Regions from separate parts of the Mus musculus genome. Here region 2 is linked to region 1. Evidence: chromatin loops called from intact Hi-C (ENCODE). Cell type or tissue: left cerebral cortex. All regions are shown on one strand.

Region 1 (2,500 bases):
ATTTGGCATGTAGTGTCCTTTCCTTGTTTTGGGCCCTTCCTTAACAATGGGTTCCTTTCTTTTAACCCTGCTAAGCCATTTTAAATTGGAAGATCCTAATCCTACCTTGAGTCGCTCAAATCTTCCACTCTCTGGCTTATGTTTCTCCAAGATACATACAATAATTTGACATATTTTATATTTTAATTATCTGCCTGTTGGCCATGTTGACAGAATGAATGGATAGACATTTAAATTTGTCAATAGCCTGCATCTAAAATAGTCACAGATGGGCTGGGGGTGTAGTTCGGTGGCTAGAGTGCTTGCTTTAGCATGCATAAGACCTTGGGTTTGATCCCCAGCACTGTATAAACCAAACATGCTAACACACTGGATCCATGGCAGGAAGCAGAAATGAATTCTGTGTTCAACTCACTATTACCTTTTCATTCTGACCGTGATCCCAGGCCACAGAATGGCACCACGAATAATTTAGGTCCATCTTCCCATCTCAGTTAAGCTAGTCTAGACAATCCCTTACAGATGTGTTCAGAGCCTAGCATCTGAGGTGATTGTATTGAGATGAAAATCAGCATTAGCCACTGCACCATCTCAAAAATAAATAAATAAATAAATAAATAAATAAATAAATAAATAAATAAAACATTCATGGCGTTTTTCAGAGCTTAGACGTTTGACTAAGATAGCTACTTGTAAGAGTGTTTTTCAGTAAAACTAACCTAAACATTATCGATATGAGTATTATACAAACACTGTAAAATATAAGGTTCCAGAGCAATAAGAGTTGCTTCTTACCTTTTACTGTGAAGATGATTTCAATAGCCTCCTTTTTTTCTACTGTGAAAATAAAATCACTATATAACATCTTAACACCAAGTGACACTTCTGAAAATTAATGTGGCTGGCACCAAAAATATATTTTTGAGAAAGCATATGGCAAAGCTGTCTTTCCGAGGACTGGAATACTGGCACCTACCCCACCCCCACCCCATTTGTCTGCCTTTCTATGTAATAAGCTTTACTGTGTCTGTCCTGAATTATGACACACAGGGCACACCTTGTATGTTCCAAATGTGTCGTACAAATTTCACACTTATTTAATGCTCATGTGTGTCCTCTGGTGTTGTTGCACATTTGATCCCAGTTTTACAGGTGACACAGATGGAGTGTAAAGGGACCAGTGTTTCAGCTCTATACTCGGTGCCTTTGGGTAGTCACTATGCAGAGCCAGAAACACAAAGGGGCCACACTAACTTCTTCAAAGTTTTCAGTTAACCAAATCCTTGTATGACTTTCTTTTTTTTTTTTTTTTTTTTTTTTGAGTAAGATTTGGAAAGAGAAAAAGGAAAAGAATCAACTTTTATTCAGAACCATGCTTGGCTCCCTCATGGGGTTTTCAAGGCAAAGCTGAGAAACAGCTCTTCTTCTTATTATTATTGGCTCTTTTGCAAAAGAAAAGCCAAAGCCAGGCAAAATAGGTGTTGTTATGGTCTAAGGCTATTATCGGATGTGAGTAAAATGTGACTCAAGCTGGACCTGCCTCATTCCAGGAGCCTGTATTCTTCACCATGATAAGTTGGAGCCAGTTACCTAGGAAACGGGGAGCATCCGGAGTGGAGGAGGAATACTCAGATCCAGTTGTTAGCTGCTACAGTGGCCATGGAATTAGGAGGATTTTATGGCCTTAGACCTTACTTAGCATTTGACCATTTTACCTCAAAATTGTTTTTGAAAATATACCCATATTATTTAGAGACCCTATAAATTCCCTTTTTACATTCCTATACAGTATTCCATTATGGAAATGCATTATAATTCATTCTTTCTATTATTGACAGGTCTGAGTTATTTCCAGATTAGAAATATTATCAATAGTGCTTCTGTGCTTCCTGACTCTAGCCTTCAAAATTCTTTTCCCAGTAAGTCAACATAACTAATCGGGGCAGGTCCTCCGGGATCACATCCAAGTGTCTTGTCCATTTTCTGTCGCTGAGACAAAATATCCAAGGAGGCATGACTTGCAAAGAACAGAACCTTATTTAAGCTACTGTTTGGGGTATCCAAGACTATGGTGCCATGATCCAGTCAGCTTTATGAGGGACTGGCTATATTACACCATAGTGGAGAGACAAGTTAGAGCAACAGGTCACATGGTGAGACCTCAGGAAGCCAGAGAGCACTCTTTCAGGACTAGTGGGCATCCCACAGGACTACATTAGCCCCTTCCTTAGGCAGCACCACAGATGTCCTAATTACCTCAGAAGCAGAGAAATAAGCTCCATCTCTTAGAGACTCCACAATGTTTTATTATGGTCATGTTGCAGACCAACACAAGTCCTCGTGGGTAACAAGCCCCCTCCAAACCACAGAGAGTCCAACTCTTCATCCTTGGTGAGATTCTTAATAATGACACAATGCTTCAGGCTGGGAAAGCTCCCAGAGTGGCAGGCAGTCTCTAATGACTCTGTGATGGCAAGGCTCCGTCTCAGCTCAGGGGAAT
Region 2 (2,500 bases), 830 kb before region 1:
ACAGCACAGTTTAACCGGTGTCTGGTGCCCTCTGTTCCTTCCTTCACCTCAAAGCCACACATAAGCTTGTCCTCTCAGGCACTCACTATGGCACAGCACTTTGGCTCAGGCAAGGAGTCTTGGAGAAGGCTCTATAGATTTCTAGTGTAGACAGACAGACAGACAGACAGACAAAACAATAAAAACTCAGACTCATATCAAAAGAAGAAACTATAATTTACTCTGGAGCCAAATACAAGTTATCAAATTCTCATAAACAAAATAAGAAAATAACAAATGATTGCTCTGTGATTTTTTTTAACTTTCAATTAGGCCAAAATAGTTCATTGTATCACACACACACACACACACCAATGATTACTGAAAAAAGAGGCCATGAATTTGGAAGAAAGTAAGTGAGGAGTACATGAGAGTTTTGTAGGAAAAAAAGGGAAGGGAGAAATGGAATCTTAAAAGTACATAACTTTTTGCCGGGCGTGGTGGCGCACGCCTTTAATCCCAGCACTCAGGAGGCAGAGGCAGGTGGATTTCTGAGATCGAGGCCAGCCTGGTCTACAGAGTGAGTTCCAGGACAGCCAGGGCTATACAGAGAAACCCTGTCTCAAAAAACCAAAAAAAAAAAAAAAAAAAAAAAAAAAAAAAAAAAACTTTTTAAAATATAGGGTATTCACTTATTCCTTTCCCCTTTTGTTGGTAAATATCTGACAACTCCAAAAGACACTCACTTTCCATTTCATCTGTGAAATTGTTGCTTACAATTCAGGGCCACTGGGCAGGCAGGTCTGATGTACTCTGACACCCAGTGGAGGACTTAGAGGTGGGGTCACATGGCACAGGTAGCTAACAGGCACTGCCCCAAGCTCTTTCTCTTTGCATTTTATCTCCAACCCTTTTTCTTGTCTTGAGACTCTAGTTCCCGGCAAAGATAAATCACTGGATTAGAGAAGGATACCACACCCACCAAGGTGACTTTCATACTCTCCATTCTGCACTGTTTACAGAAACATTGACCATTGACCTCGACAGTTATAGATCCACCCAATTTCCACACAGCACTTCAAGCTAAGATGGATTTGGCTCCATCAGCTGCCTTAGAAATATCAGCTGGCCACTAGATGTCGGGCTTGTCAAATGATTAGAAGGGATTACACTCTCCCTAGGACTGGGAAACTCTTTTTTTTTTTTTTTTTTTTTTTTTTTTTTTTTTTTTCTGCTCTCCTTTTTCAGTGAGTTTGACAACTGTCCACAGGGATTACACTAACCTGGGTTTAGACTATGCCACAAGGCGACCAATTTTATCTGAGGCCTGAGTTTGTGACTCACATTCCTGTATTTTGTCTTGTTTAAAACATCAAAGACAAGTTTGCTCACTTTGTACCCAAGAAACAGATTGTTGATACACTTTTTCATGAATCCATGCTATATTCCTAAATTAAGGCCAGCTATAATACCCAAGGGAGTCAGGCAGGGACAAGAAAGACCAAGTGTTATTAGACGCGTTCTCACGACCGGCCAGGAAAGACGCAACAAACCAGAATCTTCTGCGGCAAAGCTTTATTGCTTACATCTTCAGGAGCCAGAGTGCAAGAAGCAAGAGAGAGAGAAAACGAAACCCCGTCCCTATTAAGGAGAATTATCCTTCGCCTCGGACGTGTCACTCCCTGATTGGCTGCAGCCCATCGGCCGAGTTGACGTCACGGGGAAGGCAGAGTACAAGTAGTCACAAAATACCCTTGGCACATGCGCAGATTATTTGTTTACCACTTAGAACACAGCTGTCAGCGCCATCTTGTAACGGCGAATGTGGGCGCGGCTCCCAACATCTCCCCCTTTCCTTTTAATAAGAGCAAATAGGCCACCCATATTAATGAGAGTGGAGATAGAGGTCAAATCCCCAGTGTGTAGGTAAAGGAGCCATGTACAGGATTAGCTCTTAGGCTCACAGGCTTTTACCCAGAGCAACCCTGACCTGCTCCCGTGTCGTTTTGCCTGGGGGAAGGGAACTAGGACACTGAACCTTCATGAAAGATGACATGTCTCCCTAGAATAGGCTCATATATGCCGCAGAGCCTTTCCATTGCAGTGCTTAGCCTTGCAACTCTCTCGGGCTGCTGAAGCACACTCACTCTATCCCGTGCAATGAGTCTAGCCTCGTGAGATATAAGAGCTGAGTGGCCAGCGACCTATTGCCTAAGCATAGATAACCATATATCAGGGGGAGCTCCATGTTCTAGTCCTGCAAGCGCCTGGGCAATAACCACCTTGTCTCTCCTAGTTTAGGCCTTAAGCTTACAGACCAATCAAAGAAGCAACACTAATCCACAGCAAAGTGTATCTCCAAATAATATCAATCCCACCCATTCTTTAAAGAAGGGAAATGCTGAGGAGATCCAATTGGGTAATCCTTTGGTCAGCGACAGGTCCAAGCGCGTGGAGTTGACCTGAAGTCTCAATTCCCGAAGGATCTGTTCAAATTCAGCCATCCAATTCTGTAACATAT

What was found. Hi-C counts contacts between places; a loop is a spot of excess contacts. Peaks named below come from ENCODE experiments on the same cell type or tissue, not always from the same donor. Only the 100,000 strongest peaks of a DNase experiment are listed, where the experiment ranks them.
Region 2: it touches region 1 in a loop (9-fold over the local background); 2 of 42 quality-filtered maps call a loop at or near these places.

The regions. Positions count from the first base shown.
Region 1 is chr1:175,869,333-175,871,832 of GRCm38, forward strand. Gm36360 (a long non-coding RNA gene) reads right to left here. Exons shown (of 3, transcript XR_373723.2): 3 at 2,286-2,500. Among named protein-coding and RNA genes, the nearest start is that of Gm36360, 10 kb to the right of the region's middle. In left cerebral cortex, no CTCF peak of the experiment used is centred here; a DNase peak (open chromatin) is centred at 1,560.
Region 2 is chr1:175,040,517-175,043,016 of GRCm38, forward strand. No RefSeq gene overlaps it. Among named protein-coding and RNA genes, the nearest start is that of Grem2, 120 kb to the left of the region's middle. In left cerebral cortex, a CTCF peak has its summit at 1,103 (motif pointing right); a DNase peak (open chromatin) is centred at 1,116.